Linked DNA regions of Homo sapiens: regions 2 and 3 are each linked to region 1. The links are chromatin contacts, found by Hi-C or POLR2A ChIA-PET in ENCODE. All regions are on one chromosome and are shown on one strand. Each heading gives the region's core, a stretch centred on a gene start or an enhancer-like site at or near the end of the contact. The rest is flanking DNA. Distances are from core to core; before and after follow the strand shown.

Region 1 (3,378 bases), core at 315-2,814:
TCTATTCAAATAACTCTTTTCAGAAGGGCCATCCCTAACCACCTGTAGTAGTATTTATCAGTCGGTATCTAACAAAGTATGTTTTCCTTTTCCATTTAGTTACTTGTATGTCTCCTCCTCTAGCATGTAAACTACATGAAGTGCCAGTGCTATATCTTCTCTATTGTATCTCTGCCTCTAAGACCTGTGTTTAACACATGGTAGCCTCTCCAAAAATATCTGTTGAGTGAATGAATCATTTTTTATTCTAGTCTAGTTGTTATGTCATAAACCACAGGCATCACAATCATCAATATCAACACAAACAACAATTGTGTTCATTCATTCTTTCAGCAATTTAGGCTGGGTGCAGTGGCTCATGCCTGTAATCTCAGCACTTTGGGAGGCTGAAGTGGGCAGATTGCCTGAGCTCAGAAGTTCGAGACCAGCCTGGGCAATATAGGGAGACCCCATCTCTGTGAAAATAAAAATACACAAATTAACCAGGCATGGTGGTGCATGCCTGTAGTCCCAGCTACTCTGGAGGCTGAAGTGGGAGCATCACTAGAGCCTACGAGGTCAAGGCTGCAGTGAGCTATGATTGCATCAAGGCACTCCAGCCTGGGTGACAGAGTGAGACCCTGTCTCAGAATGAAATAAAATAAAATAAATAATAAAATATAATACAATTCAACAGCTTAAAATTTAAGAGCTAGTAAAATTTTGTAAAATCTGGCAAGCTAGCAACTAGGGGAAGCCACAGGATTCAGTCTGTCCATGAAAACTGTACTTGCTGAAAATGTTGCTTCCTTCATGCCCCTTTTGGAACTGATAGGACTCGCTTTCCCCCATTCTAACATGAGTCATTTCTTCAGATCTTGGGGATGCCACCTTCTGCAAATATTGTCTGTGGACCCATACATGGCAGAAGGGTAGCCATGTTCCTGAAACCTTATCCCAAGCATACACAGTACCAGATGCCTAGAACAAGTTCTGGCAGCTTCTTCAAATTCCAGGTTCTTTTCTGTTATTTCTAATTCTAAGGTTTTCCAAAATAGAATTGCCTCCCTGACCCACAGATTTGTTCATCCCAAATTACCACACCATACCACTTAGAAACACTCCCTCCTTAGCTCCCCAACGTTCCTTTATAGGTTTTTGGCACTGGAGCCACTAGTAAAAGGCCTTATACACCAGAAGGACAGCAGATGACTTTGCAGCTCCCAAAGAATATCAGGCATGATGGGGTGGGATGCAGATAGGCCCTTTTTAACTTTAAGTTCCTTTTTTAGGTTGCCAGGTACAAGACTTGATAACTTAAAAGTCCCTCCCAGCAATGGACAAGTGACCTCATTTAAAAATCTGATTGGAATAAACTTCACCCAGGCCAGACTCTCCTTAGCTTTAAAGATTAACAAAAGGTGCAGAGATTGTAGTGTCTACATCCCTGCACCTCCAGAGAGTTCTCTGGTAACTCTGCCAGGAAGGTAGGTGGGCCCCTTGAGCATAAGTGAATTGGAACAGCCTGTTTTAAAACAGGCACCAGAACCTGGCTACAGAATGTTTACTGTGCAGTCTCCTGGAGTGACTAAGTGGGCAGGCATCTCCAGGAGCCCAGCCAGGAGAGCCCTGCTTTGGAGAGACACGTCCCCACCTCCCACATGCTCCCAACCACCACCCTCTCTGCCTTCCTGCCACTGGGTGTGCAATGACACAGGAGACAGAGTGAGTCTATCTGAGGTGCTATAAAATCCATCAGTGCATATGAAGAAGAAAAGCTAAAACCGTGGGGACCACAATTTATTTCCAAATTTTATGTCCTTCAAAATCATGTTGCACATTCCTGGTTAGAGGCAGCAGATTGTGATGTTGGTTTGCTGCTTGTGGAAAAATGCTGAGGCCCATCAATATCATGGGAAATCCTTTAAGAGACTGCAAAGATTCTGTTTTTTGGAGAGTGGGCCTTTTCTACCTGGCAAAACTCTGGAATTTCAAAGGTAGAACTCAGCCCTCTTCTCTGTTTTCGCTCTCAACAGACCTCAATCCTCTTCAACTTCGGGGGCTTTGGTCTGGGCTCTAAGAAATGAAACATATTCCCCAATGGGTTTTCTTTCTTTTTTAATAAAAATATCAAAGGCATACTTATCGGTGGCTGAGGAGGGAAAGCTGTGGCAAAGGCTATTTTTTAACTGGAACATGCCCCGTGTTGTGCCTCACTCATCCAGGGGCGCTGGAAGATTGATGGTTGGACATGTGGAGGGAACTGCCACTGATTGAAATCAGACAACTGCAAGCTGTGCAGGAGAGCCAGGGGAACCCATTTTAACCACAGCCCTCCAGTCTTAGCACATTTGGACAGGGCTCAGAGGAGCTGGGCAACACTAGGAGGCCAAGGGCAGAAGGAGGGGCCGGGAAAGGCTGAAGGATGTACACTTCTCTGTGTCTCTAACTCATCTGCGCCTTTTAAAAAAAGCACCGGGCAAGACAGAACACTCCTTGCCAATGATCAGCCATGGGCCTTGGGATTTGAAATGAAAAATAATCAGTCCGCTTGCACAAGCAGAGAAAAGAGATAAAAATGATAAAGCCTGCTGTTTCACTGACCAAAACCCCTGATGCTACTGTCCCTGAATTTTGGGCAGGATTCTTTTATTTGCTTTTCAACAGGCAGGGGCCAGGGAGGAAGCCATGGGAAATTGTCAGTGTGTTACTTAGTACCCATCACCAGGATTGTAGCCAGAGTTCAGTGTTGTTAACAATTGTGCAGCTATGCACTTGAACTGAGACATTTTTATTTCATTAGGGGTGTCGGTTTACAGCCATTAGCTAAGCAGATTGGCCAGGACCAAAAGGCTTTTTTTTTTTTTTTTTAAATGTGTTATCGCCAGATCTCTCTTCTATTATTCAGGTCTTTAAAAAAGAGAGAAAGGGAGGGAGGGCGGCTGTAAGGACAATTATGTTTTGTGACTTGTCTCTATCCTCTGGCCCGAACAGTCTAAAGTAGGTTTTATTAGAAATCATTATTTAGATTCCAGCCCAGGAGCATTATCGATCGCCTGTGTATAATGGTTCCCAGATCACAGAAAGTAGCAGAGAGGGTCTCTGCTGGGCCGACATAATGTCAGTGACAATTCATTTTTTGCCAGTTAGGATGCTGGTTTAATATCCTGAAAAAGGCACTTAACACCACCCTTTCATAACATCTGTCAGGGCCCGTCCAGTGGCTTGTTTCTCACACTGTGGGCTCCCAGGCAGTTTAGGGCCTTTCTCTGAAACATGCTTCTCTCAGAGGCCTCCGAATTCCTCAGACATTCAACCAGCCCCAGCCCCGGGGCCCAACACTCGCAGACCAGCTGTTACAACTTTCCAGGACGCTCCTAAATTTTCTAAATGTGTGCC
Region 2 (3,378 bases), core at 309-2,808, 420 kb after region 1:
TGCACAAGAATATGAGGAAACTGTGAATCAGCAAATATTGCAAAGCAATAGAATCACAGTTCTCATTTTTTATGCATCAAGCATTTATTGAACACCTAGTATGTCAGGCTGTATTCTAGCCTTTGGACCTCTGTTGGGTCACTCCAGGTTTCAACTCAGCTAGTAAGGACTGTCCTCTTAACAGAACTTTGCCAATAGCCAGTTAAGCCCGCTTGTCAACCTTGCCACGTCCTTGTGGGCTTCAGTGAAATTAGGCAATCAGGCAAGACCTATTCCAACAGAATACCAGTAGAATGTCCTTCAAATGCAATACAATAAGTTCAAATAATTTTCTCTGCCTTATTTTACTGACTATATGCCTTGTTTTACATCTAATTTTACAAGATTATATGTCTTGTTTACTTACAATGGCACTGTCATTACCATTGCTGAAAAAAATAAAGGAAGTAAAAGACCTAATTATTGACCTTGAGAGGTTTGTGTCTCAGTGGGTGATATATACATAGTAAGAACAACCACCTCTGAGTGCCAGTTCTGCCCAAGGGTTTAATTGAAGGCATGGTTGGAGCTCATCATACTCCATGACAACTATTCAGGGAATGACATTGTTATCAGTAGTGTGAAAGTCTCTTAAGAGCCTAAATAAATGGTCCTCAAAAGGCAGTGTCCAAAAAGATTACCCAAGAATCTCATTAAAATGCTGATGCCTGGGGCCCCAAACTGAGTGATTCTGTTCACTGAGAAGTGAGTGGTATGTGGTGGGGGTTAGGAATAAACCTTTAAGAAGCACTTCCAGTGATTTTGACACAGGTACTCTGCACTCTACACTTTAAGAAACTATGAGACCCTCCCCTAACTTTAGGGCCCTTAAGAAACTATGAGACCCGCCCATAACCTTAAGGCACTTTGGATAAGGAAGATGACAAATGGAAGAATAAAATTACAGAGCCATTTCTGCCTCCTAGATCTTTCACTTAAGACCAAGTGGACTTCACTATTGGATGTTAAAGTACTCCTAAGGCTCATGAGTTCCTCCTTGTGGTCTCATCTCTGTAATTCCATCTGAAAAGTGGTTGGCCATATACCTGCCTTATTATATCTGGTCCGTTAAAAAAAACCACTGGAGGTCTTCAGCTATTGATATTGCCTTTGACTTCCATGGTCCTTTCCAAGGTAAGGCCCTGAGCTGAGAATGGTTCAGAGATCAGTTATCGCCATATAAGGAGGGAGACAGGCTAAAAGCTCCTTTTAAATGTTTGGAACAAAGTGTGAAGCTTTGCAGCCTCCGTGTGTTTATGATGTAAGCAACAGTGAGTAGCACAAAGAACTTAGAGGAGACTCGGTGATTCATTCAGGAAGAAATAGCTTGCACCTGTGAGAATGCTGAAGGCGCCACTTGGCATTATTGGGGTGCTGCCTCAGCTGGAAGGCAGGCTCTGCCCCCATACGAACCAACAGCTTGTAGCTCTTAAGTGGCCCTGGGCCTCTCTCACTGTTATGTTTTGCTTTTGGAATGAAAGCAAACTTGTGACTCACTTGAGAGCTGAGGGGAGGTATGTGCTTAGTAGCATTCAGTCTTGGCAGGAGGGCAGCCACCGCAGAGATGGGATGCAATCTAATAAGAACATGTGTTCTTACAGTATGCCTCATGGCCAGGCCACTTTATCTTCAGTAATCCCAATCTATGTCCCAGAATCACATTATTTGGCCATAGACCAGACCCCGTGTATTCTTGGCTTGAGGAATAATGAAACGTGATCTCAAGACAAGATAGGATCATGAGCTGAAGAGACACTGATGAATTTTTCTCCCCAGCAGCACAACATTAAATGTAACATTGCATCAGGAAAATGTATTTAACATGCCAGTAGGGAAGACCAAACATTGCCTTCTGTACATGAAATTCTGCCTCGATAGCTTATGTTTACTGACAGGAACAAATTGATGTTAGGGATAAAAGAACATCAGAAAACAAAAGCTTCAGTTGTAGGCGGAATAGCCCTAAGTGTATTGCTGTTATTACAGTAGTCATTCGTCTTGGAGAAGGCATTGGATGCTATTGTACATGTCATCCAAAGAGCCATTTATCAAGAAAAGCTCTTAAGGGTACAATAATGTTAAAATTCAAAACTCTTTGTGTTTAGAGAATATGGTGAAAGGGACGAGGCAATGTCTGGAGCTCAGTATGGTCTTTCTGGTCCTGCTTTGAGCAAGCCCAGTGCAGTGGGCCAGTCTCTGGGATCTAGGAAGGGTCACTCAGAGGGCAGCCTTCAAGAAGGCTCTGGGGCCGGGCGCGGTGGCTCACGCCCGTAATTCCAGCACTTTGAGAGGCCGAGGCAGGTGGATCATGAGGTCAGGAGATTGAGACCATCCTGGCTAACACGGTGAAACCCGGTCTCTACTAAAAATACAAAAAAAAAATTAGTTGGGCGTGGTGGCGGGCCCCTGTGGTCCCAGCTACTTGGGAGGCTGAGGCAGGAGAATGGCATGAACCCGGGAGGCGGAGCTTGTGGTGAGCAGAGATCCAGCCACTGCACTCCAGCCTGGGTGACAGAGTGAGACTCTGTCTCAAAAAGAAAAAAAAAAAAAAAAAAAAAAGAAGGCTCTGGGCAGGTCAGGCTGAATCCCTGTGGCCACTGAGGATCAGAAAGCAACTGGTGTTGGTTCCACTAGTGGGGAAAAGAATCAGTTGCTTGGATGGAAAGCCTGACTCCTCACTTTCTTGCTGTAAAATCATGCATGTGTCACGTAATCTCTTAAGACAACGATAGTTCTTTTCCAAGTCCATCCTCCCATGGACTATGGTCAATATTTTGGCCTACACTGCAAGGAACCCTTTTCAAAATATAAACTATCCTTAAGTTCAGTGTTTGCACTGATATTTATATATTAATAAATTGGGCAAGTAAAAGTCATGGCTGCACAGAATAGAAAATAGTACAGAGTGGCAGGGCATGGTGTGTGGGTGGGAAGAAATCTTGTTGACTTCATGTGAATACAACTAGGAGGGTCCCAGCAGAGGCATTTTATTACCTTGATGGAATACAGTTTAAAAAATACCTCCAAAGTTAAATTTCAAAAAAGGAAAAAAGTGTATATTTTATTTTTAGGTTTTGGTTCTGTATCTACAGAGAATTAGTTTTCTTTTTTGAAATGGAAAACAGCAATGGAATTTATTTTTTTCACTAAATGACCAGTAAACTGTGACAAATTTCATTTGCTCCGTGGTGAATAGAGTTCTAGAAAAGGTAGAAATAGTCGAACACTGCCACCTGCTGTCACTCTTCACACATGTGCTGGTAGGACTTGGATTTTATTTGGCCTCTTTCACACAGGAAAAGATCTATGGTAGTGGCTCTCAATGTTCTTGCGTTTTTT
Region 3 (3,378 bases), core at 466-2,965, 370 kb after region 1:
CTCTGGTGACTGCTCTCCTTCTCTGCTCTTTCCAGCTTTGCCATAACATGACACTTGCCAAGTCTGAGGAGCCACCTTGTTGCCAAATCAAGTGTTCCTTCTTGGCTTATCTTGCTGGGGCCTCTCACATACATTCAGTGGAGCACTCTTGCATTCTTAAAATCCTTGTTTCCTTTCCCTTCCCTGGTCAGGGTCCCTCTTCTCACACACAGACTCCTCACCTCTGGGCTCTGTGTATGTTCGCTACTATTGCACCTGTTCATACCTAGCTCCCTCACCTTTGTCAGGCCTCTGTTTCTCTCTCTGCCATTACCTCCTGAAAGGGGGCTTCTCTGAATTTGCTTTAAATTAGCCCTTTCCACTCATCCTCATCACTTCTGTATCTGCTTGTCCTGGTTTTTCTTTCATAGCTCATCACCACCTGAAATGCTTATACTCCCTTGTTTTCTTGTCTGTTTATCAGATATCTCATCCAGTAATAATATAAACCACATAAAGGTACGGGCTTTGCTTTTTTGGTTATCTGCTCTCTGCTTGGAATTTGAACGTGTCTAATACATAATTAGTCACTCAATAAATATATGATGAATAAATGAATGTTCCTGAAACCATTTTCCAGTTCCTCCTAAGAACCTGTAAGCCCACTACCTATCCATCATAGACAAGTATCACAATTGTAAAATTTCTGTTCTGATTTGTGACTGAATTTCATTTTATCTCTTATGATTTAAAGAGTATATGTATTCTAAAAAATCCAGTAACTTTTTCCACCTTGGTTCATGGAGCTGGTCTGCCTTCTTTCTTCCATGATGAACTTGCATATCTTCTATCTTTGTGTGCACATGTCTACACATATGCTACGGGTCCCAAAAGAATAACTGTTTCAAGAGGTTGATGTCTTTAAAAAACAAAAAAAAACGTCCTTAGTTTCTTTAAAAATACATAATTGCTGCCTCTCCAGAGATATTTTTACAGTGTGTCCCTAGAGGAGGAATTCCAGCTGATGGCCCAATGCAGGGCAGAGGCCCGTAGACAGACAGTCTGGCTCCAATTTATGCTCTGTGTTCACATGGCTAATAGGCGTTAGTATTTTGATTTAGAGAACTGCTGTACTGGATCCTGCCCTGGTTATACACTGGCAACATCTGGCTTAGAACCACACATTTAAAGGCCAAGAGCTATTTATTTTCTTCATCTTCCTCTTCTCTCTCTCTCTCTCTCTCTCTCTCTCACTCTCTCTCTCTCTCTATTCAGTAAAATGTCTGGGGAATAGTTTCAGTATTTTGATAGAGCAGTACACAGAATAAATTGGCAGTAGTTCAATTTGCTTCCTATTAAACTCTGTTGTAGACACTTTGAACCTTTTGGAACTGTTATAATATGTATAATATATATCAGAACTTCCACAAAACCCTGTTAGTGCCTTTATTATCCCACTTTTTTCCTCTATCCAAGATTTTGCTATCACCTCATTTTAGACCCTAAACTCAACATTCACTACACTTAAATGCAAATTAAAAAAAAGCAACTCTTGATTCATAAGGTGCCCATAATTCTACAAACATCTAATGAAAATGAGCAAACATCTCTGTATAAAACTTGGGTTCAATCCAGAAGTATGTTTCATTCTCACATGCCTGATAAAACAGTGGAATTGCAGGTGCTGGCAGCTCCCTCACAGCAGTTTGGCAAGATGGAGGGTGCCCAGCATTGCTAAGGCTACACCCACCAAATGTCCAGTCATCTTTCTGGGATTCTTGGATCTGTGAGTCCTTTAGCTGGAAAAATGCAGTGCTGTAATCTGCTCACTTAGAATTAGCTGTCCCAGTGACTTAGTAAGCTGGAAAAAAACAAAATTAAAATTAGATATTTGAAAGTAAGCCTGCCCCAGACATTCTCTTAGAAACAAGATCACCACCTCTTACAGGCATGGTTTTCCTTGGCTGATGGCATGACTAGCCCTGGCCCATCTGTGCCAAGACTTTGGCATGGCTGATGAAACCTCTCTCTTTCAATAGGCCTTGCTCTCTGGAAAGCTTAGTAAAATACAGCTAGTTCACACTCCAGCAAACCACAAACCTAAACTTTCCCAGTTACAAATGATATTTTGCCAAAATGCTTACTAAGTCCTGGCTCTCACAGAGTGTGTGATGTGGAATCTCCACAGCTTGAAAAACAAATGACCAGCCCTCCCAGTGCCGTGGGGTTGCATTCCAGTGGAGTGCTCAACTACAGTTTTTATCACACCACATGCCATGCTTGCTTGCTAGCAGATTCTTGCATTTTGCTTTTTTTAAAAAAAATTATGCTTGTTTGCATGCTTATCAGATGTACAAAATGCATTCTTCATGGATTTTCCTATCACTGTTTGGGTAGCACAGAGTTACGTACTTCAGAAGCATGGAATTGATCAAAGTAACAATCAAAAGGAACAGTATGTTTTCTCCCATCCCCATAAATCTGATCTGTAAATGCAAAGAATGTGAAGAATGAACATAAGAAATTCAATAATGGTATTTAAAACTTAAAAAGAAAAATTGGCAAATCATAGGATAAGAGCCTAACCAACCTGGTCTCCAGAAGGAAAACCTTTTAAATCAGATATTTCTGAACTCCTATCTGAAATATATATCTTTAGGGCAGTAATCATCAGAAACATAACAGACTAGTGTGGAGCTCAGTTTTATTGTCTTGCATCAGTGAACATTCCTCAGAAGCACAGAGCGTCACTAATGGAATTATATGTTTTCATGCTATAATTACATTTGATTTTTCCTGATATTTCTGTAGACTTTGTTCATGGTTCCATGACTAGGCAGAATAGTTTCATAGAATATCCTCAGCCTAGTTAATGCCTAGTTCCCCCAACCCTGTCAAAAAGACAGAGACTAATTATAGGAATTTTTCAACCAAAAAAGACAAAATGTTTTTTTTTTAATTTACACAACCTTTAGAGATTTTATTTCAACAAAAACATGATCAACAAAATGAAGAAAAAAGAATTTTATACTTGAAGGAAACAGAGCAAGGGGCCCTTCTGAGCTCTGAAACCCCTTGAGACACAAACTGGCACTTATTAATATTTTTTTTCTTTTGAGATACTGTTTCACTCTGTCACCCAAGCTGGAGTACAGTGGCATGATCTTGGCTCACTGCAACCTCCACCTCCAAGGTTCAAGGGATTCTCGTGCCTCAGCATCCTGAGTAGCTGGGATTACAAGCACACACCACTGTGTCCAGCTAATTTTTGTATTTTTAGTAGAAACAGGGTTTTACCATGTTGGCCAGGCTGGTCTCGAACTCCTGACCTCAAATGGTCTGCCTGCCTCAGCCTCCCAAAGTGCTGGGAACACAGGCGTGAGCCACTGTGCCTGGCCT

Evidence for each region. A loop is a pair of places that touch in the nucleus more often than their neighbours do. ChIA-PET counts read pairs that join two places held with the same protein, here RNA polymerase II (POLR2A). Pooled maps may share reads with other maps.
Region 2: a loop to region 1 is called in a map of gastrocnemius medialis, with 3 times the contacts of the local background. The contact joins two enhancer-like sites. A Hi-C loop is called at or near these places in 2 of 168 maps with a recorded cell type or tissue (gastrocnemius medialis and heart right ventricle) and 3 of 50 pooled maps. POLR2A ChIA-PET finds 5 or more read pairs at or near these places in 1 of 52 experiments (PC-9).
Region 3: a map of gastrocnemius medialis shows a loop between it and region 1 (2.5-fold over the local background). The contact joins two enhancer-like sites. A Hi-C loop is called at or near these places in 1 of 168 maps with a recorded cell type or tissue (gastrocnemius medialis) and 4 of 50 pooled maps.

The regions. Positions count from the first base shown.
Region 1 is chr6:133,129,492-133,132,869 of GRCh38, forward strand. No RefSeq gene overlaps it. Among named protein-coding and RNA genes, the nearest start is that of LINC00326, 43 kb to the left of the region's middle. Within about 2 kb of position 1,565, at least 9 of the 41 ENCODE cell types and tissues checked have a DNase peak (open chromatin) inside an H3K27ac peak, as active enhancers do; they include gastrocnemius medialis, where a contact is called at or near this core.
Region 2 is chr6:133,550,598-133,553,975 of GRCh38, forward strand. All of the region lies in intron 5 of TARID (TCF21 antisense RNA inducing promoter demethylation), which reads right to left. Among named protein-coding and RNA genes, the nearest start is that of EYA4-AS2, 96 kb to the left of the region's middle. Within about 2 kb of position 1,559, at least 8 of the 41 ENCODE cell types and tissues checked have a DNase peak (open chromatin) inside an H3K27ac peak, as active enhancers do; they include gastrocnemius medialis, where a contact is called at or near this core.
Region 3 is chr6:133,500,841-133,504,218 of GRCh38, forward strand. The region is part of intron 13 of EYA4 (EYA transcriptional coactivator and phosphatase 4); the gene reads left to right. It overlaps TARID (TCF21 antisense RNA inducing promoter demethylation), which reads right to left. Exons shown (of 9, transcript NR_109982.1): 9 at 1,412-1,840. Among named protein-coding and RNA genes, the nearest start is that of EYA4-AS2, 46 kb to the left of the region's middle. Within about 2 kb of position 1,716, at least 9 of the 41 ENCODE cell types and tissues checked have a DNase peak (open chromatin) inside an H3K27ac peak, as active enhancers do; they include gastrocnemius medialis, where a contact is called at or near this core.